Linked DNA regions of Mus musculus: regions 2 and 3 are each linked to region 1. The links are chromatin loops, found by intact Hi-C in ENCODE. Cell type or tissue: left cerebral cortex. All regions are shown on one strand. Each heading gives the region's core, and the rest is flanking DNA. Links, peaks and the distances in the headings are about the cores only. Region 1 has its middle 26 kb from the start of Il21. Region 2 holds the start of Cetn4 (centrin 4). Region 3 overlaps Adad1 (adenosine deaminase domain containing 1 (testis specific)).

Evidence for each region. Hi-C counts contacts between places; a loop is a spot of excess contacts. Peaks named below come from ENCODE experiments on the same cell type or tissue, not always from the same donor. Only the 100,000 strongest peaks of a DNase experiment are listed, where the experiment ranks them.
Region 2: a loop joins it to region 1, with 3 times the contacts of the local background. A loop is called at or near these places in 2 of 42 quality-filtered maps.
Region 3: a loop joins it to region 1, with 2.0 times the contacts of the local background. A loop is called at or near these places in 2 of 42 quality-filtered maps.

The regions. Positions count from the first base shown.
Region 1 is chr3:37,253,026-37,263,655 of GRCm38, forward strand. No RefSeq gene overlaps it. Among named protein-coding and RNA genes, the nearest start is that of Il21, 26 kb to the left of the region's middle. In left cerebral cortex, for the core only: no CTCF peak of the experiment used is centred there; DNase peaks (open chromatin) are centred at 6,843 and 7,363.
Region 2 is chr3:37,307,286-37,317,915 of GRCm38, forward strand. It overlaps Cetn4 (centrin 4), which reads right to left and starts at 5,161. Exons shown (of 5, transcript NM_145825.2): 1 at 5,072-5,161; 2 at 3,008-3,154; 3 at 2,652-2,780; 4 at 2,060-2,197; 5 at 1,342-1,896. The coding sequence starts at 5,074. The coding sequence ends at 1,807. Bbs12 (Bardet-Biedl syndrome 12 (human)) reads left to right here and starts at 5,269. Exons shown (of 2, transcript NM_001008502.2): 1 at 5,269-5,300. In left cerebral cortex, for the core only: no CTCF peak of the experiment used is centred there; DNase peaks (open chromatin) are centred at 4,303, 5,200, 5,530 and 6,294; H3K4me3 peaks cover 1,497 bases; H3K27ac peaks cover 2,277 bases.
Region 3 is chr3:37,067,422-37,078,051 of GRCm38, forward strand. Adad1 (adenosine deaminase domain containing 1 (testis specific)) reads left to right here. Exons shown (of 12, transcript NM_009350.3): 5 at 2,536-2,604; 6 at 9,193-9,318. It also overlaps the pseudogene Gm12582. Among named protein-coding and RNA genes, the nearest start is that of Adad1, 9.1 kb to the left of the region's middle. In left cerebral cortex, for the core only: a CTCF peak has its summit at 5,979; a DNase peak (open chromatin) is centred at 5,996.

The sequences.
Region 1 (10,630 bases), core at 2,511-10,510:
CTACTGAGCTCTAAAAAGAAATTAGACAGCCTGGGAGTGTGAGCCCCTGAGCCCAGGAATGGGCCCTTTTCACTTTTGAAAGCATCTCTTGTCTTTTCTATTTAACCCTCTGAATAGCTTCAACAGTGGTCTGTTTGGGACTTGCTACCCAGCTTCTCCACCTCACAGACACATGTTAAAAGCTGTCAGTCACTCCCTAGGCCAGCAGGGACCACCAGAGAGGAAACATTTTTATTTAGGATAGGTAAGATGGTGGGTTTTTTTTTCATTTATTTTAGCATTCTCAACTTGTGTGTTTGAAAAACCTCTATCTCCAAATATATCTGCAATATAATTCATAACAGTAGCAAGATTATAGTTGTGAAGTATCGATGAAAATAATTTTATGGTCAGGGGTCACCACAAACAACATGAAGAACTGTATGAAAGGGTCACAGCATTAGGAAGATTGAGAACCACTGATTTATCTGCTAAGTTTTATATTATTAGAAAGAGACACTTATGTGAAAGGTATAGTTTGAATATAAAAAATAGTTGCTATAGTTGAAGTTACTGGATAGGAACTTCCTACACCAGAGTTCTCAGGGTGTACTGGCTAGTTTTGTGTCAACTTGACACAGCTGGGGTTATCACAGAGAAAGGAGCTTCAGTTGGGGAAGTGCTTCCATGAGATCCAGCTGTGGGGCATTTTCTCAATTAGTGATCAAGGGGGAAAGGCCCCTTGTGGGTGGGACCATCCCTGGGCTGGTAGTCTTGGGTTCTATAAGAGAGCAGGCTGAGCAAGCCAGAGGAAGCAAGCCAGTAAAGACCATCCCTCCATGGCTTCTGCATCAGCTCCTGCTTCCTGACCTGCTTGAGTTCCAGTCCTGACTTCCTTGGTGATGAACAGCAGTATGGAAGTGTAAGCCGAATAAACCCTTACCTCCCCAACTTGCTTCTTGGTCATGATGTTTGTGCAGGAATAGAAACCCTGACTAAGACAAATTGGTACCAGCATAGTGGGGTATTCCTGTGACAACCTGACCATGTTTTGGGGAGGACTGTGGAAGGACTTTGGAACTTTGGGCTTGAAGATCCATTCATTGTTAAGAGCTCAGTCAGATGTTGTGTAGGAGCTTGGAAGATAATGCTGAGAACAGTGCAGAAGATGGCAGTCTGGCTTGTGAAATTTCAGAGGGAAAATTAAAGACTCTTTTCAGGGCCATTGCTGTTTTGATTGTGAAAATTCTGTAGTTCTGGTTAGCTGGGGCTGAAGAATCAGCTGTGATTAACAAGATACCAGAACTACTAAAGTAAATACTTTGCATTGCTGGGACTATTGATGCTGGTTAGCTGGAGCTAAGAAATTAGCGGTGATTAAGAAGAGACCAGCATCATTGAGGTGACATCTTCTGGGAAGTGTTTTCTGAAAGCACAAAGAGGCTGTGTTCCAGAGACAGCCAAGGTTGTACTCCTGCTGCAGCAGCACTTGGTAATGTGTAAGGGTCACCCAGGTGGTACTGGTTTTGAAGGCACGAAGGGGTCACGCAGAGCAGCTGAGGCTCGGCACTGTGAGAGGTCATGGAAGGCCATTGGTGAGGGTGCAGCCTCAGTTGCAATTGAAGGCCCAGGACTGAAGGAGTCATGCAGTGTTTTGGAGATGCCAGTACCATGAGATGACCACCAAGAGCAGCAGCAGCAGTGGACTACAGGCATCTGGAGCCTAGAGGACAATGTGTGTGCTACAAAGGGCATGGCTGGAGAAGTGACTCAAGCCCTCGGAGGAGCCCAGAAGATCGTGAGTTGGATCCCAGACATTGGACGGTTGGAGATTGATTTTTGCTTTTAATTGTGACTGTGCCCTGATATTTTCCCTCTTGAAGGAAGAAACTGTTTTAGTGGAGCCCACAGTTAAGAGACTTTTAATTGTAAAAAGACTTTGAATTTTAAAAGAGATGGATATTTTAAAGATTGAAATTTTAAGAATATGCAAAGACTGTGGGACTTTTAAAGTTATTTAGATCTTGGGGATGAATAAGAATGTAAGGGTTGAGGCTTACTAGTGATGTGTTTGTGTGTCAAGTTGACAAGGGGTCAATTGTACTGGCTAGTTTTGTGTCAACTTGACACAGCTGGAGTTATCACAGAGAAAGGAGCTTCAGTTGGGGAAGTGCTTCCATGAGATCCAGCTGTGGGGCATTTTCTCAATTAGTGTTCAGGGGGAAAGGTCCCTTGTGGGTGGGACCATCCCTGGGCTGGTAGTCTTGGGTTCTATAAGAGAGCAAGCCAGGGGAAGAGGCAAGCCAGTAAGGAACATCCCTCCATGGCTTCTGCATCAGCTCCTGCTTCCTGACCTGCTTGAGTTCCAGTCCTGACTTCCTTGGTGATGAACAGCAGTATGGAAGTGTAAGCCGAATAAACCCTTTCCTCCCCAACTTGCTTCTTGGTCATGATGTTTGTGCAGGAATAGAAACCCTGACTAAGACACAGGGGGTCAAAAAGACCTCAGGTTGGGAAGCTCAGGTGCTGACAACCTTGTGAAGGGACACAGTCAATGAACGTCCTTCATGGGTTTTCTCTGAGAGGATGCGCTGTGGCTGTCCTGAGGTCACTCGAGGAAGATGGAAGAAGAGTCTTAGTCGTCTTTGAAAATTCTGACACTGGAGATAAAAGGGGGAAAGTGAGAAGAACACACACAGCCTGTTCTGTGCCCTAGACACACTGGATAGGAAGCAACTCCACCTTATGAGCTGACAAGGTCTGGAGGCATTAATTCACTAATGCTGACAGGATTATGAATCTCTCTCTCTTACCATAACAGCGGGTAAATCACTGTCCTTTGTAGACTCTGGAGACTTCCTTGCAGTGAGCAGAGGCTCATGACTGCTGCCTCCTGCCCAAGTCCAAATCACACCAAAACCTCTTGTACCTTGGCACAACAAGTCCTGTCTAAGATTCAGTTTGGAGGAAGATTCATCTATTCGTGTGCATAACGCCCCCCCCACACACACAGACACACATGCGTGAGCTGGTCACTCTGCAAGGCAATGACTGGGCAGGAAGAATCCTCCTAGTCCTGGAGACCAGGATATAAAAGCTATTAAAAATAAAGTCTGGGAATGGCTGACAATAACTGGCAGTTTACTGAGGCCCACCAGCAGAGTTGCCTGTTCTAGCTAACCACACAGGGACAAATTATGTTGTCAATGGGGCTTGAGGGCTCCTTTACATCATATATCATGAGTCACTAACAGACACTTTCACACTTATTGGTCACAGAAAGCATGGCAAACATTTCTCTTTGTACAAACATCAGTTTTATTTACTGGTGCATTTGTTAGCTCCTGGACACCAACCATATTTATCTATTTCTACCTGTGAAGCCAGGCTCCCTCTGGTATTTAGTACATAGTAAGTTAGTGAAGTACAATAAACCATTCCATCCTGATATTTGTGAGGGAATGATGTCATTATCGCCATCCATTTTAAACATAAGAAACCAGAGGTTATAGGTAAGGCTCAGGTCCTTGCCCTGCAAGCAAGAAGATCCCAGTGTCCACACAAAAGCGAGGCTGATAAATGTCAGAGACCATCCCGTGAGAAAGTGAGCCCTTCACAATCTCCCTAACAGGCCAAAGGGCCTTGTACTAAGAGCTGGTTATCACCCCCCTTCCTCCCTATTCCTTTCTTGGCACCTGAGGCTGTAAAGCTGAATTATAGTCCCCTCTTCCCTATCTCTTCCTGAGTTCCCATGACATCCAAGGATATGAGCTGTGCCTGAGCCCAGCCTGACCCCCAAGGCTGTCAAGGAGGATCGATGTTCCAGAGATAAGATCCAGAGTGCCCGCTGCCTGGCGCCTGACTTCGGCCCCCATGTCAGCAGATGCCCACTTCTTTGTTCTTTGTATAATTCTCCCTTGACCCCTCCCCTATTCCCCGCGATGTATGCTTTAAAAAGAAGGCACCTCAGCCTAATAAACGAGACCTCGATAGGTGTCCTCCCTGGTCTCCTACTTTTCTTTCTTTTCCTCCCATCTCCTTCCAGGTTCGCGGTCCTCCTCGCACCCACGAATAACTGAATCCCACGGGACGGGATAGATAAAGTCCTTGCCCTGCAAGCAAGAAGACCCCAGTGTCCACACAAAAGCGAGGCTCCGCGGCGACATGACTGTATATAACTTCAGTGCTGGGTGGGCAGAGACAGGGAGATGCCTGGGCCTCTTTAACCAGCCTGTTAAGCCTAGTTAATTGGTGAAGTACAGTTTCTGTGAGAGACCCTGTCTCAAAAAAAAGTAAAGAACAGCAGAGGAAGATGCCAGATGTTAACCTCTGGCTTGCCTCTACATGCACACTCATCTATTCATGTGCATAGCCAGCCTACACACGTGCGCGCACGCGTGCGCGCACACACACACACACAGATGAGAACTAAGTTACCGTTTCTGTGGATTTTCTGTCCACTCAGCCTCTTTGTCTGGCTGCATTATTTGGAGTAAAAAAAAAAAAATGTTAGCCTTCAATGAAATAGCTGACAGGAAGGCTTTAAAAAAACCTGTCTCATGCATTATTCTCATTAAGAGTGACGGTTGTCACCTCTAATGATGAAGGTCCACGGATGTGTGAGCATCAGGGTTTCTGTGGTCGGAGCACTGGCAATCCCTGGTAACAGTGCACACGGCACATTTCTGTGGCTACTTAAGAGCCACCAAGAGACTACTAGGTTTAAAAAAAAGGTTCAAGGACAATTGCTTACTTTCTGGACGACCATGGAGGGAAGAGGAGGGTTTCGATGAATGGCTCAGGCCGTGCAGAGCACCTCGGCTGCTGGAAGCGTGATTAAGAACAAGACTGGCAGGGAAGCAAAGTGTACTTCCGCTTCGTGTGTGCGTGAAGTGGGGAAAACACACCGTTTCCCTGTCACTTATCGAGAGCCAATGGGCAAATGACGTGTATTCGGCATTCGTCACCTAAGAGGTCTGTGGCTTAGGAACATGCTGAGTCAACTTGTTACTTAGGAATTTACATGACCGTGATGGTGGACTTCCCCAAAAATGGAATTCTGAGCCACAGCCTGAGCTGTGGAGGCTGAGACATCTCCTTTCCCGTCTGGCAAGCCACATCAGGAGGTGAGCCCAAGCCGGGCCTCACTCCCTCCACCTCTGATTTCCCCTACCTAACAGCGCAGCCATGGGCTCACTGAGTGCCATTCTGAAAACCAGAAGCCAGAGCTTTCAAGGAATTTCTTTAACAGTGAGTTGAAGATTCTCGAGCTCACTGTTCAGCTTTTTACCAAACTAACATACTAGCCAAAATAAAAAGCACATTGCTACCTAAAACAATAAATAGGAAGCATTACATCATCAGAAAGTGTGCATCGAGCCACATGTATTTGGTATGTCTCTAGATGCTACCAGCTCACTCATCTGTGCTGGGGGGCCGGGGGGGGGAACATGCTGGTCTGTGTGAGAAATGACAGTTGAGAAGAGACCCACATGACATGAGATGGTCCTCAGCCACATTTATCTTTCCCTCAGGTTCGGAGTACACACTCCCGACTTTGTAGCCTGTGCTACAATGTGCACATCATTATCAAGACGAGGGCGTGTAAACTCAGCACATCAAGTGATTTTGGTCTTTAGAATGTCAGTAGACATCAGGGCCATTAGCTAGCACTCATGTGAAGCTATAGTAAAAAATAATGTAGATGTAAGAATTTAGGGAAAGGCTCATTTTAAAAAAGTATTAGCCCATGGCTCTAGCTACATATGTGGCAGAGGATGACCTTGTTGGACACCAGTGGGAGGAGCAGCCCTTGGGCCTGAGAGGTCTCAATTCCCAATGTAGGGGAATGCCAGGGCGGGAAGATGGGAGTGGGTAGGTAGGTAGGGGAGCACCCTCATAGAGGCAAGGGGAGTAGGGATGAGATGGGGTTTCCAAAGGGGAGACATGGAAAGGGGATAGCATTTGAAATGTAAATAAAGAAAATATCCAGTAGAAAAAATAGATTATACAAGCAAAAAAAAAAGTATTAGTGTAAAATATTAGCAAGACATGGGTGGAAACTTAAGTTAATTACTTCTAAGCTCACCTATCTGGGAAGCCACTATCGGACAAGAGCATTATTATTTAGCTGCAGGAATCCATCTTGACGATGTTGGCCAAATTTCTGTGCTCATTTTTCTCCATAGGTTAGAGTTGGGAGAGCCTCAGGTCACTGTGTCAGTGTGGTGGGAGGAACTGTTACAGCTGTCCAGTTGCTTTCTCTTCACAATGCCCAGCATGGAAAGACCCTTCAAAACTTGTGCAGCTATGACTGACTGACTGACTGACTGACTGACTGACTGACTGACTGACTGACTTGATCAGCTCATATAATCAGCATAGCAAGTGCTAAGGTTACAAAGAAACGCCAGAAAGGTAGTCAGATCCAGTGCCTATTAACCAAGCATTATAGTGCTGCTTCCAGAAAATGCAGGGTGGCGGCTCCTCTGCAGTCACATCCCCACCTTACCGCTCCCCCACCCAGCGAAAGCTTGCAGAGACACTCCAGATAAAACAAACTTTCCATTTATCAGGCAGACACAAAGTTTCCATTTATGCTGCAGACACACTGCTAATTAACAAAGAGGCGGTCATTTGAGCAGGCCAGGCAAGTGCCTTAAACAGGTTAAAAAAAAAAAGTTTTCTGCAGAAGAGTGGTTTCTGAAGATTGCTTTAGAACAAAACGTGGGTAGTTTCCTTCTCAGTAGCCCAGCTTGATCTAGTACACGGTGCTAGCATTTGTTAACAGTAGAAGCAGTAAGGAAATTACTCACCGTGGTTATCCCCGTGCTTGATGCTCACTTAGAAGCAGGGAGAAGGATGGCCTTCTGGAGCCTTCTGTTCAGACAGCTGCAGTCAGAGAGGTGTGGGACTCAGCACGGGAGGATGTGAGAAAGCAGGAGGGCATTGGTTGGCAGCCACTTCTGGTGAGGCTGTAAAATTTATAATGCAAAGAGCTACTTAGCCTGGCAAGGGCAATTGGGTTCTTCTGTTCTAGATAAGAAGGGTTACCGGGAGTGCTTCAAATGGAGACTAGCAATTCAAAGTTTGAATCCCACGAGAATTTAGCTTACAGAAGCAAAGTGATATCTTTAACGTGATTTTTATATTTTATAATATATGCAGAAAATAGACTGTCGTTTTCCCTTTCCTTCTGTGAATCAGGATGGGTGTCAGTCACTTCGGTGGACCAAGTGATTGTGCCGGTGCCTTCCATGGATGGCTTGGTACGCACAGTCTTTGCCGGTGTATCTCTTTGAATCTGGAGTCTACACCTGTGCCTTTCACGTGTGTGAAAAATAGGCTGCCTTTTACCCGAGCTTCTTTGGGCATAACTTAGGAGTTTTTAGTAAGAACTTTCTGCTAAAAATGTATGCAACGTTTTTGTGGAAATAAAAATAAAACAGTTCCCTGTCTGTGAGAAAGTCATTTGCAACAGAGCCTCTCCTTAGAGGAAGAAGAAAAGTGCCCCGGCTGGGAGGTGCCTGCTCCGTTCTGAAACTGTTTCACAGATGCAGGAGCATGACTTTGTGTGGAATGGTCTTCCGTGACTCTTCACAGAGATAGTTGCAGTGGGAGAATGCCTTTAAATCTTAGCTAAACAATAACCAAACATCTCTGTGCCTTAGTGTCTGTATACCAATCAGAGGGCTAGATGGGCACTCATCATTTACCAATGGAGAGGGGAACCTGATCAGGTACTGAGTGAGAGAAAAGGACTGAAGCCCTGAGGGACAGTAGAAAGAATGGAATCTGGCAACCTCAGGAGATAGGAAGTTGGGTGGACCCTTCAGAATGCACCAGAGACCTGGGAGGTGAGAGGCTCTCAGGATTCAAAGGGAGGGACTTTAGATGAAATGCCTGATAGTAGGGAGAGGGAACTCATAGAGCCCACCTCCAGCAGGAAGACAGAAATCAAGTAAGGGATGGGTTTGTCATCCTACAGTCACAACTCTGACCCATAATTGCTCCTGTCTGAAAGAATTACAGGGATGGAAATGGAGAGAAGCCTGAGGAATAGAAGGTCCAGCGACAGGCCCAAAGTGAGATCCAGCTCAAGGACAGGTCCTAAGGCCTGACACTGAGGCTATAGAGCACACAAAATGGGACCTATCATGACTGCCCTCTGAAAGACCCAACAAGCAGCTGAAAGTATCCGATACAGATATTTGCACCCAACCAATGGACAGAAGCACCTGACCCTTGTTGAATTAGGGAAGGCTGAAGGAAGCTGAGGAGAAGGGTGATCCTGTAGGAGGATCAGCAGCCTCAGTTAACTGGACCCCTGAGATTTCTCAAACGTTGGACTACCAAGCAGACAGCATACACCAGATGATACGAGACCCCCAACACACATACAGTAGAGGACTGCCAGGTCTGTGTTCATTTAGAGATGATGCACCTAACCCTAAAGAGGCTGAAGGACCCAGGGAGCTTAGAGGTCAGGTGGGGTGGAGGCTGGGGAATCCACATGGAGACAGGTGGGTGGGGAGGAGGTGTGGGATGTGGAGCAGTCAGAGGGTGGGTAGGGGGATAAATATGGAGTGTAACAAAATTAATTAATAAAAAAGGAAAATTTTTTAAAAGAACCTAATCTTCACACTATACAGCAAGATCGATCCTGCCTTGACTTATATGCACTGTTTTTAATCCTCCAACACAAGCTTTGATAGTATTTGACTACTTTGCTACCTGTGCAAAGCCCTTGGAACACTTAATTATCATGATTCTTGAAGCATTTATGATTCAGTATCTTGTTTGTTTAATTAGATTACCTGTCTATGTTTCCTACTAATATTTATCCAAGGTCAGATGTATGATCATTTATTTTAAATACTTAGTGGATATTACCTTATAGAAAGTTCAAAACTTAGACCTGCAATTGCTATGTAGTCCTTAATATTTTTACTTAATCTGAGTATTTCCGTTTCTATTTCTGATGGTTTGTATATACTTAGTTGTTAAAGTTTCATGAAGATCTTTTTTTTTTAAGTATTAAGTATTTGGGCTCTGTAGCACAGAGGGGCTTGCCTGACTGACTGCACCTGACTATATGGGGTCAGCATGAGTAGACCTTGAAGGATTTTCTGATCCTTGCCTTCATCAGATGAAGGCCATTGTTCTAGTTGATTCTTATCTCATAGAATTATCACCATCAGCATCATCATCATCGAATGATGTCATCCTTGGCAGCCCCAGTACTCAGTAATTATTAGCTGCCATCATCACCAACCCAGACTCCCAGCCATTATGGATGTCATACCCATCATGCAGCCAATATGACTCTGTAACCCCAGAGAAGCAGCACATGCAACCCTACCCTCCTCCTGCTGGGGTTCTAGCATCACTCAGTTCTGCTACCCAATGTAACTTATGCATATGTCACTCACCCAATGGGCACATACCCCCATCAGGTACCATGCTTATAGTAACATGGTTATTCATCTCGTAAGCCTCCGAGAGGCTGCTCCTGCCAGATACCACTCTAACACCCCGGCAGACACTCGCTGCCTGCTTATGGGCTAGCACGTTTGCTTGACTCAAAAGATGAGTGTTTGTCAGGTCACCACAGTTGTGGCCGCACGCCTTTAATCCCAGCACCTGGGAGGCAGAGGCAGGCAGATTTCTGAGTTCGAGGCCAGCCTGGTCTACAGAGTGAGTTCAAGAACAGCCAGGGATACACAGAGAAATCCTGTCTCAAAAAACCACAAAAACCAAACCAAACCAAACAAACCAAAAACCAAAAAAAGCTCTCATCAATAACCCTGAGTAGATTCTTACAAAATAATCTCTCAGGTGGATTCTAGGTATAACTTCTACACAAGACAGTGTGTATCTGCTAACATTTTCTCTGTAGCTAATGGCTCTAAAACCTAGTGGTTATAAACAACTGCACTGGCTAATTTTATGTCAATTTGACACAAGCCACAGTCATCTGAAAGGAAGGATCCTCAACTGAGAAAATGTCTCCATAAGTGCTCAATGTGGGAGGGGCCAGGCCAGAGTGGATGATGTCATCCCTGGGCTGGTGATCCTCAGTTCTATAAGAAAGCAGGCTGGGTGAGCTATGGTGAGCAAGCCAATAAGCAGCATCCCTCGATGGCCTCTGCATCCGTTCCTGCCTTCAAGTTCCTGGCCTGTTGAGTTCTTGTCCTGACTTCCTTTGAGGATAAATAGTAATGTGGAAGTGTAAGTCAAATAAATATCCCCCCACCCCCAAGTTACATTGGTCATGGTTTTTCATCATTGCAGTAAGAACTCTAACTAGAACAGCAACCATCACAGGGCTTTTGTGTAGCTCAGTGATAGAGGTCTTGATTAGCATGAGCAAGTTCTTAGGTTTGATATCCAGCATTGAAAGCAACAAGCAAAAACCACCATTCACTACCCTTCACCCACCCGTGAGACTGTGGGTGACTTGCTAGTGCAACTGGCTGACCTCAGCTGGTTTGCTCATGTACCCATGGCCAGTGCTAGGCTTCTCCCCTCCTTCCTTGAGGGAGTGTTTCAAGGTGAAGGAAGTTGATATATAAAACCAAGTGGTAACCAAACCCTGTTGTGACTCTAATCATGCCAAAGGCGATGAGAAGATGCACCAGCTCTACTAGCA
Region 2 (10,630 bases), core at 64-8,063, 52 kb after region 1:
GCCCTGCAGAAATCAATACTGTCACAAAAAGTTGAGGTCTAGGGTGCTTGTGTCTCAAAATGTTTCCCTACTCAAATTAATATGAGCTCTAAACATTTTGTTTAAAGGGATGTTATGGATATTTATGATTTCACAGAAAAAAACTTGAAGAAAATTATTTCATCTTCCATGTCAGATGAGGCTTGGAATATTTTAGCCAAAAAATCTGAAAATTTCCTTGTTCTTATCCAAATCAGTGCATTTTTGTATAGTTCTCTACATTTTCCTTCCTCTCTTGAAAGCAAGGTTAAATTTACCCTATTCGGTCAATTTATGAACCTTTATAAAGATGGCTGAAGTAAAACAATGCTCAACTATTGGCATTAGAAAGACATTATGGGTATATATGATCACACACACACACACACACACACACACACACACACACACACACACACACACAGAGCATAAGATACTGAGATTTCACTGTCCATGTCAGATGGAGTCTCTTTATAACAACAAATGCAAAGTGTATGGTACACACATTTATAATCTAATGTCCAGAAGGAAGATGCAGGAGGAGATTATTAGTCCAAAGCTAACCTAGGCTACATTGATAGGAAAAAAGATTGTTACATACCAGACTTTGCAAAGAATGACACGGAACTCATTTAAGTTGGCTGGTAGGTGACTCCAGCCAAAGATTTAGAGAGAGCTCACCTAGGTGGTATTTAGAATAGTTTCCTAAGTGATCCTAACCTCCTGGTATGTGTCCTTCAGTTTTGTTCTCATAGCACAATATAACAAGCTGTCTTGTGTCATGGAAGTCTATGATAAAAGCATTCATCTGTGAAGGCCTTACTGTGAGCGCCCATGACAGAATGCAAGAGTACAAGCCATTTTTGCCCTTCCAGGGGTCGATTCCCAGCACCTACATAGAAGCTCACAAACCTTCTATGATTCCAAAGCCCTCTGGCCTCTGTGGTCTCCAGGCACTCAAGTGGCCCAGAGACACAGATGCAAGCAAAACACCCATACATGTAATAATACATTTAAATTATATGTGTGTGTGAGGGGGGGGGGCTCACACACTATAGCATGCATGTGGAGATCAGAGGACAAGTTGTGAGAACCAGTTCTCACCTTCCACCATGTAGGACCAAAGTCAGGCTGTCAGACACAGTGACAAATGCTTTGATCTGAGTCATCACATAGGCCTTGAAGACTCTTTTAAAAAGACTCTTAACCTCATTAAGAAAGGAGGACCCTTAATGGCCTTACCTCTTAAAGAACTTACTACTGTGTTGCCTGACCCAGGGAGTGAAAGCCCAGCAGTAACTACCAGAAGATACTTAAAAACACTGTATGTCAGCTAGTTTTATTAATACTTTACATATTGAAGGAACAGATTTTTAAAAAGAACATGTTTATCAGGTGTTTTTTAAGTCATATAAAAGGAAATAATGGAAAAATACCATTTTCAGATTGTTTTTAAAAACAATTTCATCTGGATCTGGGGGCCAAGTTTATTCAACTGAAAAATAAAAGTCAAATGTCTTTGGAATCTATGACTTTAAAATACCATATGGAAATACTGTTTTGGGGCTCACAGTTCAAATAAATCATGCTTTTGTTTGTCTGTTTGTTTCTTACTACTACAGATTTAATGACATTGGTAGGGACATATAACTTCTGGCACAGATTAGACACCAAGGGACTAACCTAAACTAAACGTGGAAATGGATACACTCAGGTATTACATCATTGAACTGCTTAACAGGAAAGCTGTTAACAGGAGGTCCAAACCTCTTGGAAGGCACCAAGCAGCTAATAAAGGCTGGTCTTCTTCATCATCTTCAAGAATTCTTCCTCATTAATCTCTCCATCCCCGTCACGATCAGCTTCATCAAGCATTTCCTGTAAAAAAAAAAAAAGGTAACATGAAAGACGAAAATTATTAAAGATGTAAAGTGATAGAAACTCAACAGGAATTTTTGCTTTTAATGTGTAAGAACAACTATGTTATACAACCCATATAAAACTATACACACAGTATAACTATAAAATAAACAAGATTGACCTGTAATTCATCTTCGGTTAAGTTTTCCCCTAGCTCCTTGGCAACCCTCTTGATGTTATTTAGTGATATGCTTCCCGTAGCATCGTCATCAAATAATTTAAATGCCTTCAGTATTTCTTCTTTTTCATCTTTTTCACTCTTTAGAAAATGAAATGTCATTGGTTATTTGTTCTATCAAGCTGGACTTCGTAGGTCTACTAATTCTACAGCTGTATGCGCATATTTCTATCAGGAGGCTGAGTTCTTTAAACAATTATTTCAACATACTCACACCTGCCCTCAGGGTCTATCAGACAGCAAGCTCCAAGAGCTGGGAGTATTCTCAGGTACAGTGGCAAAGTAGGTGCTCTGTGATTGCCAGGTCCAGGGTTTCAGGGCTTGGGCTTCCTTCTGTCTTGTATCAGTACTTCCTGATTAAACTCTTCTTTATAGTCTTTACCATTCTGAAAATATCTGTCCTTGCTGTTGTATCCCCACTACAAACCCTTAATACCTAGTTCCAGAACTTTCCATGAGTTTCCATGAAATCTCTATGCTCCAGCCCTACCATGCACAAGGCCCTACTGGGGTTTCTTTGAAAAATAGACTATACCATTTTTACGCTCATGATGGCAAAAAAATCTTCAAAACAAATGGTGCCAGTCCCTTCCTTGTCGATTTCAGCGATCAGTTGTTTTACTTCTTCTTTCTTTGGCTCAAAGCCTAAGGCCCTCATTGCAATCTGCAATAGGAGGGGGGGGGACATATTTTAATAATGCCATGATCGCATTTTGAACTTTAAAATGACTAATTAATAGCATATAAAACTATACACACATTATAATAGTAAAATAAACAAGATTTACAGATAGAGGACGTAACTTTGATAATTCTGGGTTTTGACTTATTCATCAACCAAGGACACAACTAAAATGTTACAAGATATTGTCTTAGAAATAATTTCAGAACCTTCAGTTCTTTCAGATCTATGGTTCCAGATCCATCAATATCGAATAAGTCAAAGGCCTCTTTAATTTCTTGCTTCTGGGTGTCATTCAGTTCAACTTTTGCTGCTTTTTTCTTCCATTGGTCTAAAGTTATGCGCTGGCTGGATGCCTGCAATAAGCATACACATGGGTGAAAACTGTGTAGCTAGAATGACAATTCAGTTATCCCATTTTCTTTTATAGAATGAGCTTGTTTTCCCCCTTGTTAATACTTTAGGTTATTAACATCTTTTCCCCCATCTTTTGAAACAGGGCCTCCCTAGGGCACCCAGACTGCCCTGGAACTCTCAGTCCTGCCCGAGATTCCTAACCACAATTATTAATTTGATAGAAAATGTGGGCATTTTTTTTCTCTTAGATTTTCCCCCTCTTAAAACTAGAGCTTTTGAAGGGAGAAGCAGCTAAGTAAACTAGCATAAAACTGTGTGGTATATCAGAGTGCAGTTAGCTTATGAGAACAGTATTATTTTAAGAAATGTGCACTTCTCATACATGTATCACAGTACTTGCTTGATGTAGTGAGAATTTTATTTTCTTTGAAAAACACAGAAATGTTGTGGGAATACGTTTTCATTCTAATCCCAGGTGTGGGATATGGGGCTGCTTCAGACTGTCCACAGCAGCTGACTATGATTTGCCTCGTGCTCTAGCAGGGGTGTGATTTTGTCAGCTGCAGATAGTTTCTTCGAATGTGTGACTTTTGGAATTCTGGCAACTTTTCAGAAGGTATACACATGCTGAGGCCTCAAGAGGTGGGGTTGTTGTTGGTGGTGGTTGGTTGGTTGGGTTTGTTAAGTAGTCCTGTGCAAAGAAGTTAGATATCCTGGCAGCAAAGATCAAACTTGTCCCAAAGAACTCTACACCCCTAATCAGTAGGAAGTAGTTTAATGATAACGCCATTCCTTTCCCCTCTACTCTTTTTCTCTCTCTCCTATCTAGCATTAGAGGGTTTAAAGAGTAGGAAAGAGTGGAAGAGAAAAGAACCCACAAAGCAGCAAACAGCACAGGGGCATGCATACTAGAACACAATCATCCTGCACCACAAAAACACAAAAGTAAAAAACCCTGGTTATGGTGAACGTCTGCTCCACAGATACGCATGAGAATGTTTGACCAATTATGCGGATACACCCAACATGTGGAAGATGAAGGATCTGTCTGCTGTTTGCTTCTTTATGTCACCAAAGTAGGTCACAGAATCACTGTAGATTCTCCTCTCTGCAAGTGGAGTGGGGAAGCCCTGGAGGTGGCTGAGGATCTAAGTGGCCTATTGGCTGTGGTCACTTCGGATTCTTGGTTCTAGAGCTGCAGATTCTGATGAGTGGTCTTCTAGAGCCTAGGGCAGCCACCTGAGTCACCATTTTTTTTTTCAGCAAGAAGTCAGTGACCCTTTAAGTGGCCTGAGTTGATGAGCCTGAGTGGTCTTCTAGAGCCTAGGGCAGTCACCCGAGTCACCATTTTTTTCAGCAATAAGTCAGTGACCCTTTAGCTTTGAGTGGCCTGAGTGGTCTTCTAGAGCCTAGGGAAGTCACCTGAGTCATCATTTTTTTTTTTTTTTTTCAGCAAGAAGTCAGTGACCCTTTAGCTTTGAGTGGCCTGAGTTGATGAGCCCCTGGCCATCAGGATTGAGTCAGTGGGCCCCTTCCTCTCCGTGAAAGAATTGCTGGTCCCCTGATCATCAGTGGTTAGCTAGGTACCCCACTTCCAGTCAGCAGATGAGTTGGTGGCTCCCTGACCCTCAGTGGTTCCTGTTCCTTCAGCGGCTGAGTTGATGGCCCGCAGGATGTTGGTGGCCCGAGGTTGATGGCCTCTGCTATGCTCGCTTCCCTGTCTTGAAGTCTGTCTGCAGTGGTCTCCGTGCCCCAGGGTCGTATCTCTTTATCGCTGGGCCAACCCTCATAGACTGCAGGCGTTGGTGGATAAATGGAAAGGGAGACCCATCTCTGTTCTCCCTGGCTTAGCTACTAAAGATCCTGACACGGAAGGCAGTAAGCTGGGAAGAACACCAGGGTCCCACAGCACTCACCATATCCCCTCCCTGCGCCCCTGCCCGCGCCCGCGCAACAGCCGCTCTCCCCTCCGCGGCCCGCGTTTGCTCCCGACAGGCGGTTGCTATAGCAGCGCTCAGCGCGCAAGCCCGCCCACCAGCTTCCGTGATTGACGACCATTGCGCCCAATGGAAAGACAAGAGAGCTCTGACCGCGCTCAAGCAGGCGGGACTGGCTGGGTTCCGGCGCTGTGCAGATCCGCGCGTGGTGAGGAGGGTCGTGGACCCTAGGGGCAGGAAGCCAGGGAGGGTGGGGGCGAGTGCTCCGTCACGCGTGTCCCCAGACTCTTTACACACCGGGCCAACAGCCCTGCGGCCTTCCGGCCCAGAGCCGCCCGAGGGCGCGCGGCGGCATGGAGCCCGAGAGGTGGGTGGGTGGGGGCGTCCTTGCGGGGCGGGACGCCAGCCTGGGACCGAGGACGGCGTGGGCCTTCTCCTGGGCTGAAAACAGTGCAAAGCAATCTTTTCCTAGTGTGCTGAGTAAAACGTGGCGCATTCCCAAAGCCGCTGCCTCACGTCGCAGACACTCAGGTTGTAATCCTTAAATCTCCTTAGGTTCCTGGGGTAAGTTTGTCCTTATGGTAGAAGCCAGTTTTCCTGCCTTAAGTTTTCCCAATGGGAACTCAAAGGATGTAAAGTCATAATATTTTGTGAGTGAAGTAAAGTATTAAATCATTTACCTATAATCTATTGGTTTTTTTTCAAGGCACGTATCGCATCCGAAAAGTTACACTTGGACAGTTTTCAGAGTCATAATTAATACTAATTTTAAATAGATTTCTGAAACCCAGAAACGAATATTAGTCAGACAGATAGGCAGGCATTCCCGCGCTCATACACACAAACACACACACCGGGGTGGGGGGGGGGAGGAGAGGGGGGTGGAAGCTGCCTTTTAGACATTCCTGAATATCATTTGATCTGATGACTATCAAAAGGCTGCTAAACCTAAATAAATCTTACATCACCATGATTTAGGAATTTGGATGTTCTAGTGTTAGAGGTTATGGTTTATGATAGGTTAAAGATAGCTTAGGCAGTAGGTTCCTTGAAGAAGAACATTCCAGAAAGAGGGACACTTAGAAATACTGAGACAGGGAGCATGCTTTGCATAGTCTAAAAGCACAGAGAAGGCCTGAGCACAGCAGATGAGTCAGAAAGGAAGAAGTGTGGGTTTTCGTGCTGTGTGGGGACAAGGCCTTTATGTGAGTGAGTTAGGGAGACTTTGTAAGATTCTCAGTACAGAAGTGAAAGGATGTGACTCACTTTTATAGGAACTCCCTGTGCTAAACAGGAGTAAAGACTATTTTCTGAGAGGCTGCTAAGCAGTGGAGTGTTGTGGTTAGATTATAGTGTTAGGAGTAGACTGGAGAGGACACCAGACTTAGTTCTGAGGAGATGAAAATCCTAGTTATACCTATCAAAAAAACGCAGAGCTTTTAAACGTAACCCCTGAAAAGCAAATGAGATGTGATCTTATGAAAAGACAATTTCTGAAGTCAGTATGCCATTTACATAATCTGACTTTGCTCTCCCGTGGCAGATAGAAAGCTAAGGAAACAGTCTGACGAGCAACAGAACTGACCTGTTTGTGGAAGGCATTAGTGCCAGTCACAGCAGAACAAAAATCAGGTTGTGTTAGTGCCGTGCCAAGAACAGTTACCAGAGGTGCCTGGTCACTTTGGAAATTGCCCATCTTCCCATCCCTGTTACTGCCATTGCTGTTTCACATCCAACCTCTTAGAAAATAAGACATTTTGAGTTGTATTACTAATAGCCTATTGGAGTCTCTTCAGAATCATTTAGAAATCTTCCCAAGTTAGGGATGCTAAGATACTTCTTCAGTTTCTAGTCAAAATTGAAATAGAGTCTTCAAATGTTAAAAGATCTCTTGTGAGTATTAATTTTGATATCTGTTGTATAAGACTTTTCTTGCAGATTGTTGAAATCCATCCTTTTATCTGGGAAAACCTTTTTTAACATAATTCAATACAGACTGAGTTTGAAATACCTATGGGTTTTTCCAGTTGTTTTGGATTATTTCTCACTCACAGACTTGATTCTTACCATTTAAACATACTCTAGAAAGGAGACCAGAACTCTTAATGCCACCCCCCTACCCACCCACAACAAATGATAAACATCTTTAAGGACTTAGGAGGCAAAGGGTTTGAAAGAGTAAAATGAAGATTTCTAAGGAAGAGATGATAAGTTACTGTCACACTGAAAGTGAAACAAAACATAGTTGATACAGTAGATAGCATAAACTTGGCAGTAGTTATATGGAGTTTTACCCTTTTATTTAATAGGAGATTTTGTGTCTGTTATTCAGTAATCATGCTTTAGTTTCCACAAATAGGTTAATTATTTTAATGCCAACCTTACATTTTTATTGTGATTTCATTTGTAATATGTGTCAAGTCTGTTGTATAAGGTAAACTCGAAAGTTTTAGCAGTGAAAAACAGCCAGACTCTTCTTCATGTCCTTTTTCCTTATTAATTAATTAATTAATGTATTCACTTTACATCCCAATATCAGCCCCCATCTCCTCCCAATATCCCCTCACACAGATCCTCCCCATGCTCTGGTCCCCTTCTCTGAGGAGGGGGAGTCCCCTCCACTTGGTATCTTCGCCCTGCTCATCCAGTCACTGCTCCAGTGGTTGGGGGGCTGCATGCAGCCAGACTTTTAAACATGTCCTTTCAACATTTTGTTTTTATTAACTAGGTACTCATGAAGGGAGAGAGAGACTGCTGGCTCCAAAGAAATCAGCGTATAGCAAATTACAAATACAAATGTAAAGAAAGGAACATTTAAAACACAGATTTCTCGGCTTCAAACTTACCAGAAAGTTACGGTTTTTATAACTGCATGGTATTGGCACAAAATGCTTACTTCTTCCAATACAGTTGAATTCACAGCCCAGAGATAAACCCATGTATGTATAGCAAGTTGATTTTTGATAAAGGTACTAAGAACATGCAAGAAAAGGAATAGTTGATTCAACAGGTGGTATCAAACAGCTGGACACCCACATGTGAAAGGACCTCTGCCTTACACCATATGTGAAAATAAGTCCCAAGTCAATCATTAAATAATCTATAGAATTCTGAAGAAAATCCTAGGTTAAATCTGTATGATCCTGGATTTGGGAGTGGATTCTAAATGCACCACCAAGAGCATGAACAGTATTAACAAATAAATGTTAAGTTTTACCAAAAATTTACCATAGAACTAAACATTTTTATGAGTCAAAATGCATTATAAAAACAGAAAAGACTTTGTATAGAATTATAAATTGTACTTGCAAATCAAATAGGATAGGCTCTTTAGTGTCCATAGTGGAATGGTTTTAAGACTCCACTATAGAAACTAAAGTCCACACACGAATAAGTGCTTTATATAAAATGATGGAGTATTCAAATTTAGCCTATATATACTAGGTATATGTTATTCTTAAAATTAATATAATAATGAACTAAGAAATGTAAATGCTAGTTTAATAGTTGCTATAATACATCATTTAAGGAAAGATGACAGAATATATGTTCCATGTTGACTACACATGCTGAGTGTGTTTTTGTGTTTTTCAAATCTTGTCTTTCAGTGGTTAGTTGGATCTACAAGTGTGAGGTTGGCTCTTGTTGCATCAAGGTTTACTATTTGATGTGTATAAAGAATTCGTGTAACAACACTACAGACCTTTAAAAGTGTACTCTTAAAATAGGCAGAAAACATCAGTAGGCATTTCTACAAAGAAGATATACAAATGTCTAATAGGCCCATGAAAAGATGTTTAATATTATTAGTCATTAGGAAAGTGGAAGTCAAAACCACAACAGTCTATCTTTTCTCATCTGCTAAGGTGTTTATAATTTTACGAAAACAAAAACAAAATGTTGAATATACTAATGACTGACTGAGTGCATGCTGTCACATATCAACCCAGAATGTGATTTTACTTGAAAGTAGTCTTTGCAGATGCAATTAGTTAAGATGAAGTCATACTGGATTAGGGTAGGCTCTAAGTCCAGTAACTGGTGTTGCAATTTAACCAAAGGGACAATTGAAACAGGCAAAGATTAAAGTTATGCAACTAAAAGCCAAAGAATGCCAGGAGCAACTAGGAGCTAGAAGAAGAAGAAAGAAAAAAACATCCTTCCCTAGAGTCCTGAGAGGAAGCACTGCCCTGAAATATCATCATCTTGAGAGTTGAATGTGTGTTGTTGTAGCCTCCTGACAGTTGAAGTTTTGAGTATCAGCCATGGAAAACTAATACGTTGAGAATGTGGAGAAATCAAAACCTTTGTCCATCATTGCTGCTGGCAATGCTCTACTGTTTGGGAAAACATCTGGGCAGTGTCCTAAGCTAAACATAGAATTTCCATATGACCCAAGGATTCCACTCCTAGCTTTATAGCTAAAAGATTTGGAAGCAAGTTTCAAAGACTTGTACAGAAATGTTCAGAACAGCTCAGGTACACAAGCACAATAGCCAAAAGGTGGAAACAACCCAAATGTCTAGCGGTGCCTGAGTGGATATATACAATGTAGTACCTATCAGGGAGTAGTATTCCAATAAGGAAAGCAGAGATGTACTGATAAATAATAAATATGGAAGAACCTTAAAACATAATAAAATGCAGAAAGGTCACATATTTCATGATTTCATTCATATAAAATACCAAGAATAGGTAAAAACAGAAACTGAAAGCAAATTAGTAGTTACTGATTACTAAGTGAACATAGAGTTACTGTTTAATAGCTTTCCAATTTTCTTTTGTGGCTGTTAAATCTTTTGGGACAAGTTAGAGGTGGTAGTTATACAACATTGTAAATTTACTAAATGTAAATTGTACTCTTTAAATTAATCACTTCATTCCATCAAGATTAGTAGCTTTATAAAATAAGATGAAACCAAAGGGAGGCAGAAGACTTGAGGATGTGATATATATGTAATAACTGAAACCATCGATAAATAGAATTGAGATACAAGAAAAGGTGATGAAGCATAGAAAAATACCAGAAAGATTTAAGGCATGATGAATCTAAAGATTGTTCAAGTAGTTGTGTCACAGAGTATAATTTGATGTTATCAAGGAATTTGTGTGAATATATTGTGAGTGTTCATTATATAAGGTTGAAAAATTCATTGAAAAGAGGACTTGAGAAAGAGATCGTGTAATCCCTCACATATTGGTGGGCCTGCCCATTCTTTTCAATGGCCCAACCTTAGCCATTGAAAGTTAGTAAGAAGCTATTCTGTAGGAATACTGCCTGTTCTTAATCCTAAAAATTGTGTTGACTGTAGTGCTCTTCACTTTCACAATTGAATGTAGCTAGTTCAGAAATACATTAACCAGATTTAAGGTTGTTATTAGAAGATAAACAAAACTATGAACTGTTTGCTTTTATATATATATATATGATTTAAAAGATTCTGATTAAAAATATTCAAAGAATCATGAAGTCTTATAGTGTCTCTTAGCTTCAGTCCCTTACCTAATGGAATTCACACCTCACTAGGCAGTAGTTTT
Region 3 (10,630 bases), core at 1,313-9,312, 190 kb before region 1:
CATAGGATTTGAATATTTCTTTTCAGTTGCTGTTTGCTGAAATGTTTCATAGAATTATCTTGTATTTTTATCACCAAAAGATACAATCAAGTTTTGCCAGTTCTCATACTAAAAGGCATAGTCTTTGTGGCTTTGACTTAAATTTCCCAATTAATCTGTGATTTACTGTGTTTATTGGACATTATCTTTTTAAGAGGGAGAGACAGATTATGTTTAAGTCATTTTTTCCATTTTCAATTAGTTCTACTGTTACTGACTTTTAAAACTCTAGGTCTATTCTGGTATTTATAAGATATCTGATGTACAAATAAAAACATTCTATCCCGAGGGTTACCTTTAACTTTATTGGTAGTATCTTTTGATGTACAAAACATTTTGCTTTCGATAAATCCAGTTTTCTTTTGTTGTGTGTACCTTTGGTGCCATACCCAAGAAATTATTGCCAAATATAGTGTCATGACATTTTCCCACTGTGGTTTCTTTTTAGAGCTTTATAGTTTTAGCTACTACATCTAAAAGGTTTTGATAAATTTTTATTTTAGTAAAAGAAATTAGTGTCCAACTTCATTCTATTACTTTGTGAAAATTAGTTTTCCCAGGAACATTTGTTTTAAAAAAAAATGTTATCACCACTGTTTAAACCACCTGGATTGTGTCTTTCTGGGCACTGTGACCTATGTGTCTGTGTTGAGGTAAATATTAAATAAGATCCAGCACATTCCCACTCTAGGGCTGGCACTGGCAGGCCACAACGCTATGCTCCAGCAGGGTCCCACCAACTCTGTTTCACATTCCAGTCACCAAATTGATCCTCCAACCTCAAAGTTAGATAGCACAATACCCAGTAACCCAGTAAAATCAAAACTCTTAAAGCTTATAGTTAACCAATCAGATTTATGTATCAACAAAGTCACAATTTACAAGATGCCAATACAGTAATTTCAGAGCCAATTGTTAATGCACCAGCCGTGCTGGTTCACATTTGCCTCCATTCTCCTTCTCTGCAACTCTTAGCTCCACCTCCCCTTTCTCTGTCCAATCACAGCCCTCCTCTGCACTAATGTAATTGAACAGGGAAAATCCTGCAACATGTCTGTCCTTATAACAATAATACATTGTGTTGATTACTGTCATATTATTGTGATTACATAGCTTTGGAATAAGTTTTGAAATCTGAATATATGGATTTTCCAATTTTAGAGGGTTTTTTTTTTCTTTTCATAATGGCAGTTTGTCCCTGATATTTTACAATGAAGTTCTCTTTGTACACTCTTGTTTTCCTTATTGAGATTATTTGTTCATAGTAACTATAATTTAATGTCTTCAGTCTTTTTTCTGCTTGAGCCAAACTCTCTTGAGTAAATAGATTTTAAATCCTTCCTTCTGAGTTTTCAACTTGCTTTTCTCAACTCTAGGTGCATGTGTCTGACTCTAGTTAGCATTTTCTCTAGAGTGAGGACTCGGTAACAGCACCACTCTTTCCTAGCTTGTTTCTATACTTTTAACTGGGTTTTCATCTAAATTAGTCTAGGGTATTCTTTCTGCTTTCTTTTAACTAAATTAACAACATTAGCTTCTAGAGCCTTTTTGTTTAAATTTTTGGATTTTTCCCTTTGTGTCCCTCTGGTGTAATGTCATGAATGTTTCTTGTTTTTCACATGCTCTTTAGCTTTTAGGACTGATCTGGAAAACATTTACAAAGATTTAGACTGAACTCATTAGAAAATTTATAGCATAGTCCTACTTTTTTTAGTCAGATTTTTATTTATTTATTTTTATTCAGCCATAGAATTGAATGTCATTTTGTCATTTGCATGAATGTATGGGACCATGGAATCATCAGGTTGAGTTAAAAAGTCAGTTGTACAAAAATTAATATTGTAAATTTTCTCTCCTGTTTGTAAATTAGAGTAAAGGTAGGGTATCTAACTAAATGGAATAATAATAAGGAAAATATAATGTGGAAAGTTTAAAATGGGAGAAGGGATACAGTGGAGTAATAGTGAAAAAAAAGTATGACTCAAGGACATTATTATGTATGCATGAATATATATGTATGAATATAAACTCATTATGTTGTACAGTTATTTTAGCATAGCCCGTGAAAAGCCTGATGACAGCATTTTGAATAATTTTACTCATTTTGATAAAATGTTTAAGTGTTTTACATAGTATTATTATAAATAGAAAGTGTTCCTAAGTATCTGAAATAAGACTCTATTGAGTTTCAGAATGTTGCCACCTTTACAAAAGAAGCTAAATTGCTGTTAAGTTCCGGAAACTCAGAAATTAATTTGAATAACTAATGTCAAAATAGGAAAACCAATGTGAGCTAAGGAGCATTTGATGATGACAGAGTTGGCAGAAATTTTTAAAGAATATAACTATTATGTATTGCTAATGTTGGATTCGTGTTTGTTTGTTTTTATTGCATTCTTGGGTTACTGTTATTGCAGGTTAGTATAGAGCTGATAGCTCTCAGCGCTCTAGAACATTGCCCTTTCATTGTTTCCTATGGTTTGGTTTTATTTACAGGACCACCTCCTATCCCTGCAGAACCTGTTGTTACACCTGAAGCAGCATATGTTTCAAAAGTGCAATATGGTAGGTAATGTTCTGTTTAGAAAACAAACCCACTGAAAAATTAAAATGCACAGATATGAAGATATACCTTAACATTTTATTTAGACCTTTCATGCTTCTGTTAAAAGAGAAGTTTCCCGTTAAAAATAGCTTATAGAAAGAGAAATGAGGTTGGAGAGGAAATACTTAAAAAGAAATTTGAGCCAGTTCCGATGGTATGGCCATATATAAATCCTAGCTCTTCTGGGAGCTGAGACAGGAGGATAGCAAATTCACGGCTTGCCACTCCACCAAATAGCCTGTCTGCCAGTTTAGTGAGTCTTGTCTAAAAATATAAGAGGGATCTTAGGCATAGCTTGGTGGTAGAATACTTGCCTACATAGTGTGATAACTTTGGCTCAGTTGTCGGAATGACACAAAATAATTGGGGGGGGGCATATCCTTTTAATAAGGAGTCTATTACATACATATAGGTACATGTTATACATATATACATGCAGACAAAAAATAGGAAAATACATCTTTAAAAAGCATATATGTACACATATACATATTTATGTATATGTGTATATATCTAGTTGAAGTTATATGTGACCAAAGACTAATTAATTCTCATTATACTTTTAATTTCTTCATTTTAAAAATTGATAAAAATCAATTACCTCATCAAATTATCATGAGGATTAGGTTGATAGGCATAAAATACATGAGTATCTGGCACACAAAAAATGTTTATTAAATCAGAACTTTCATTGTTTTATCACATTCAGTATTGAATAGCAGTGTGTCCTTGACTGGTACGCCATCATCTCCTGGAAGGCAAGACATTCTTAATTTGTCTGTTGATGATATTTGAGAGATACTTCAGACATTACGACGTTTGCAAAGTGAAAAGTTTCCCTTTCACTGTTATCATTCAGTCAGGCTTGCTTGCTTTTAGTCAGCCTTGTATTCATTTTCCTAAGACAGACAAAGATCTCAAATGTGTTTGTGTGGACAGGCAGGGAAAATAAGCACATTCAAAAGTCAAAATCCACCAAGATATAGGTATAGCCACTTGACCTCAGAGATGTAAGGATTCATGAATAGCCTCGAGGGCTCAGTCTACACGGGTGATTGCATAATGTTGGAAGAGGTTTTACCATTTCTATCACTCTCTGTAGAAGTTTGTAATGACTAAGGGGGTAGATTTCAAACAATAATCTAGATCACATTACCCTGGGAAAACAGATTATATAGTATATGAGTTAGAAAGGATACAGTTTAAAAAAATAATGTAAAAATAAAGTCCAGTTTGGAAAGTTGAGTTTTGGAGCCAACTGTCAGAAAAAGGTGAGCAAAAAAATGTATGAGGTTAAAATAGGAATCAAATTTTAAAGCTTTTGAAAAATAAAGATTTGAGACCCACAAAAAATTTACTGAGTACTTCATGTTGGGCCAGTTATCAAGGTGGTCAATAGTTTACAACCTGTGCAACATATTTTAGTGGACTATATCTGCATGAGAATAGTTCTATGTTCTCTCTGAAAATAAATTGTGGTTATTCATGACAATGGGATTCACTTGAAATTAGCAACTTATAGTCAAAGAAGTGGTATAGTAAAACTGGAAAGGTGGTTCAGTAGTTAAGAACTTCTACTACTCCTGTAGAGGACCTCCATTCAGTTCCCAGCACTCAGAGAAAGCCACTCACAACTGCCTGAAACTCCAGCTCCAGGAGGATTTGATGTCTCTGGTTCCTATGGGCACCTGCACTCACATATACACCCCCGGCCTCCCCCATACTTACACATACACCTGATAAATATACTCCAGGAGAATTTAACATCTCTGGTTCCTACAGGCACCTGCACTCACATATATATCACTATCAAGTAGGCTTTATCCCGGGGATGCAAGGTTGGTTCAATATATGAAAATTAATTAATGTAATACACTATATAAACAAACTCAAAGAAAAAAAATCACATGATCATCTCCTTAGATGCAGGGAAAGCATTCAACAAAATACAGCAACCCTTCATGTTAAAAGTATTGGAGAGATCAGGAATTCAAGGCCTATACTTAAACATAATAAAAACAGTACACAGCAAATCAACAGCCAATATCAAATTAAATAGAGACATACTTGAGGCAATCCCACTAAAATCAGGGCCAAGACAAGGATAATGTGGAAAGTTTAAAGTGGGAGAAGGGATACCCACTCTCCCCTTATCTATTCAATATAGAACTTGAAGTGTTAACTAGAATAATAAGACAACAAAAGACATCAAAGGGATGTAAATTGGCAAAGAAGAAATAAAAGTATCACTATTTGCAGATGATATGATAGTATACAGAAGCAACCCCAAAATTCTACCAGAGGACTTCTCTAGCTGATACACCACTTCAGCAAATAGGCTGGATATAAAATTAACTCAAATCAGCAGCCTTCCTTTATACAAATGATAAACAGGCTGAGAAAGAAAGTACAGAAACAATTCCCTTCACAATAGCCACAAATAATATAAAATATCTTGGGGTAACTCTAACCAAACAAGTGAAAGACCTTTATGACAATAACTTCAAGTCTCTCAAGAAAGAAATCAAAGAAGATCTCAGAAAATGGAGAGATCTTCCATGCTCATGGATTGGCAGGATTAATATAGTAAAAAATGTCCATCCTACCAAAGGAAATCTACAGATTCAGTGCACTCCCCATCAAAATCCCAACACAATTCTTCAAAGACATGGAAAGAGCAATTCTCAAATTCATCTGGAAAGGAAAAAAAAACCAGAATAACCAAAAAACTTCCTAACAATAAAAGAACTTCTGGGGGAATCACAATCCATGACCTTCAAGCTTTACTACAGAGCAATAGTGATAAAAAAACAAAACAAAACAAAACAAAAAAAAAAACAACTGCATGGTATTGGTACAGAGATAGGCAGGAAGATCAATGGACTAGAATTGAAGACCCAGAAATAAGTTCACACACTTACAGACACTTGATCTTTGATAAAGATGCCAAAAATATATAATGGAAAAAAGAAAGCATCTTCAGTAAATAGTGCTGGTCTAATTGGCTGTATTTGGAAAAATGAAAAAAAAAATGAAAATAGACCAATATTTGTCACCTTGCACAAAGCTCAAGTCCAAGTGGATCGAGGACCTCAACAAAAAACCAGACACAGTGAATCTAATAGAAGATAAAGTGGGCTCAGTCTTCTGTGAACCTTCCCTACCAGAGGAGAGCTTGCCTGCTGGGAGTGCTCTGACCCTGGGACTCAGGTGAGATCACCATTTGTGAGATAACCATTTTCCCTCCAGTGTCTTTCTAAGGCAGATCCACTCAGGAAAGCACAGGCAACAGAGCTTCTAGGACAGGGTTCTCCAGTTCTACATCTGCAGCCAGGAGGTGGGGCTGTTCCACAGCCATCTGTGCACTGGTCTTGCCAGAAGAGAGCTGGTCTCCCAAGAGTGCTGACACAGACTAACAGACTCACATGAGGAACAAGCTCCAGCCAGAGACTGCTAGAACATCTAATGCCAGACATTACCAAATGGCAAATGGCAAACATAAAAATCTTACCAACAGAAACCAAGACTACTTGGCATCATCAGAATACAGTACTCCCACTACTGTGAGTCCTAGATACCCCAACACACCAGAAAAGCAAGATTTAGATTTAAAATCATATGTCAGTAGAGGATTTTAAGAAGGACATTAATAATTCACTTAAAGAAATACAGGAGAACACAGCTAAACAGGTAGACGCCCTTAAAGAGGAAACACAAAAATCCCTTAAAGAATTACAGGAAAACACAACCAAACAGGTGAAGGAATTGTACAAAACCATCCAGGATCTAAAAATGGAAGTAGAAACAATAAGAAATCACAAAAGGAGGAAACTCTAGAGATAGAAATCCTAGGAAAGAACTCAGAAATCCATAGATGCAAGCATCACCAACAGAATACAAGAGATAGAGATCAGGTGCAGAAGATTCCATAGAAAACATGAACTCAACAATCAAAGAAACTGCACAATGCAAAAAAGATCCTAACTCAAAACATCCAGGAAATCTAGGATACAATGAGAAGACCAAACCTAAGAATAATAGGTATAGATGAGAATGAAGATTATCAACTTAAAGGGCCAGTAAATATCTTCAACAAAATTATAGAAGAAAATTTCTCTAACCTAAAGAAAGAGATGCCCATGAACATACAAGAAGTCTACAGATCTCCAAATAGACTGGACGAGAAAAGAAATTCCTCCCAAAACATAATAATCAAAACACCAGATGCACTAAATAAAGATAGAATATTAAAAGCAGTAAGGGAAAAAGGTCAAGTAACATATAAAGGCAGACCTATTAGAATTACACAGGACTTTTCACCAGAGACTATGAAAGCCAAAAGATTCTGGACAGATGTTATACAGACCCTAAGAGAACACAAATGCCAGCACAGGCTACTCTACCCAGCAAAACTCTCAATTACCATAGATGGAGAAACCAAAGTATTGCATGACAAAACCAAATTCACACAGTAATCTTTCCATGAATCCAGTCCTTCAAAGGATAATAAAGGGGAAACTCCAACACAAGGAGGGAAACTATGCCTTAGAAAAAGCAAGAAAGTAATCTTTCAACAAACCTAAAAGAAGAAAGCCACAAGAACAGAATCCCAACTCTTAACAACAAAAATAACAGGAAGCAACAATTACTTTTCCTTAATATCTCTCCGTATCAGTGGACTCAATTCCCCAATAAAAAGACATAGACTAACAGACTGGCTACATAAACAGGACCCGACATTTTGCTGCACACAGGAAACCCACCTCAAGGACAAAGACAGACACTACCTCAGAGTAAAAGGCTGGATAATATTTTTCAAGAAAATGGTCTCAAGAAACAAGCTGGAGTAACCATTCTAATATCGAATAAAATCGACTTTCAACCTAAAGTTATCAAAAAAAGACGAGGAGGGGCACTTCATTACTCATCAAAGGTAAAAATCTACCAAGATGAACTCTCAATTCTGAACATCTATGCCCCAAATGCAAGGGCATCCACATTCATTAAAGAAACATTAGTAAAGTTCAAAGCACACATTGCACCACACACAATAATAGTGGGTGACTTCAATATCCCACTCTCATCAATGGACAGATCCTGGAAACAGAAACTGAAAAGAGACACAATGAAACTGACAAGTTATGAAACAATTGGATTTAACAGATATCTATAGAACATTTTATCCTAAAACAAACGGATATACCTTCTTCTCAGCACCTCATTTTACCTTCTCCAAAATTGAGGTGCTGAGAAGAAGGTGCATTCTTTTGTTTTAGGGTGAACTGTAGATATGTTAAATCTATTTGGTTCATAACCTCTATTAGTTTCATTTTGTCTCTATTTAGTTTCTGTTTCAGTGACCTGTCCATTGGTGAGAGTGAAGAGTTGAAGTCTCCCACTATTACTGTGTGGGATTCAATGTGTGTTTTGAACTTTAGTAATATTTTTTTTCACGAATGTGGGTACTCTTGCATTTTGGGCATAGATGTTCAGAATTGAGACTTTCTCTTGGTGGATTTTCCCCTTGGTGAATATGAAGTGTCCTTCCTCATCACTCTTAATAACTTTTGCTAGAAAGTCTATTTTATTGGATAGTAGGATAGCAGCTCTAGCTTGTTTCCTTGGATCATTTGTTTGGAAGACCTTTTTCCATCCTTTTACTCTGAGGTAGTGTCTGTCTTTGTTATTGAGGTGTGTTTCTTGTATGCAGCAAAATGCTGGATCTTGTTTGTGTATCCAGTCTGCTAGCTTATGTCTTTTTATAGGTGAACTCCAGAGAGGCTTTCAGTCTGTCCAGTCAGTTGACCTACATGCCTTCAAGCTGTGGTGTCAACTGCTCTGAGTGCAGCAGATCCTCTAGGATGGCTCAGGATGTGGTCTCTTCATGGGAATAGACCAGCTGGCAGTCAACTGCTCTGAGTGCATCCTATCCTCAACTGCTCTGAGTGCAGTGGATCTTCTAGGATGGGTCAGAATATGGTGTCTTCACGGGAGCAGACCAGCTAGGTATCTGCCCCAGCAGAAAGGACTGGGCAGAAGGGGCCAAAGGGTGGCCAAGAAGTTTTTTTAGTGGGAATATGGGGAAACTATATCAGTAGTTCAAATGCATTTGGTTTGTACTGGTTCTCATTGGGGCAAATTCTACATATTTTCTGTCATGATGACTATGATGAATATGTTTTGATTGTTACAGGTTAGGGAGGATTATTACTATTAAGTGGTATATTGAAGTATGTAAGATAGACAGTACTTTACAGCAAAAATAAATTGCCCTGTGTCTCAGATGAGTTTGAGAATCATATCTGACTGAGTTCTGCAAACATAAACAGTAGTATTCAGATAGTAAGGTTGGTATTGACATATCATTTATAAGAAGTTATTCTAAGAGCTCTGTAATTTGTATTTTACAGCTAAATATAACCATAACAAAGAGTGGAAATTTGTCTACATATCTTTATAAATCACTAACTAATGTAACTACAAAATAACACATCTCTTAGAAAAATAACAATCCTCTTCAAATTCATCCTGCTTTTTATTTTTCCTAGAAGGGAGACAAGTCCAGTATGCCAAGATTTCACAGCTTGTTAAAGAAACATTTGGTCAACTAATTTCTAATCACTCACAATATCTGAAATGTAGCAGTTCATTGGCTGCTTTCATTATTGAAAGAGGTAAGTCCATGCATTTGGTATATGTTACCCTACAGAAAAATTAATACCTTAATGATTTGGATCACACTGTATAATATTTTATATTCTGCTTCTGTAGACAGTGATTTTATATTCATCTGAAGTGATGTTTTCTGATAGGCAAGTTGTTAAATGTGAAGCTTCTCAAAGGTAAAGACAAAATGAACTGACTAGGAGCCAACAGAAAGCTGCAGAATAGTAAAAGGTCTAACATTGAAACCTTTCCCCACCAGAAGCAATGCCTTCTCCATATATATGTATATATATATATATGATGATAAAAATGAAAAACTGCTTTTAACCATGCAAACATGGTGGACATGTTGGCACACCCTTTTGTAATGGCAGAACTCAGAGGTATGAGACAGGGGGATCATAATGTAAAGATCAGCCTGGTGTTACATAATTAGGCCCTGTTTCAAAAAGCAAGTTATGGGAATTCATAGATCACTGAATGAAAGCCTTCTGCATCAGGCGAGACTTAAGCTAAAACTTTAAATACTAGTGGTTTCCCTGAAGAGGAGAGAAAATACTTTTAAACAGAGGAAGGCATGAGGAACAAATGTAGAAAATATTTATTGGGGCAACAAGGAGATGAATTTATTGATAATACATGGTAGTATATATACAGAAGTAAAATAAAATATATTTAAATTGGTAAGATTTGGTATTCAACTACGAGATGGCTTAAAGGCCAGTCAAAAATTACATTTAATAAGATTAATAATGTAAAATATATTTAGATATGAGATAATCACAGTTGAAGCTGTTGCACTAAATTTTCTGAGTAAGAACTGGGCACATAGCGATGAAACAGCTGCCCTGCTAGGCATGGATGCAGAAACGTTTGATTTAGCTTTAGCAGAGGAGAAATGGAGGAACCATAGACTATTAAGGATGAATTCAGGAAGGCCTGAGACCATGGAAAACTTGCCTGCACTGTATACTATTTTTCAAGGAGAGGTTGCTATGGTGACAGAATTATCAAAATCCCAGGCTGTAGGAAGCAAGGTCTGGTTCATCGAACTCCCATGTCGTCCTGTCGAGTGGATAAGCCTTCTGCAATAGTGGATGTTGGAGACAAAGTGTGGGTGAAGCTTATTGGCTGAGAGATGAAAAATGATAGAATAAAAGTGTCCCTCTCCATGAAAGTTGTCAACTAAGGTACTGGGAAAGACCTCAACAACAACATTGTCATTGAGCAAGAAGAGAGGCACAGTCAGTCCTTCAGGATTACACTGGGCAGAAGATCACCCTTGAGGCCGTCCTGAACACAACCTGCAAGAAGTGTGGC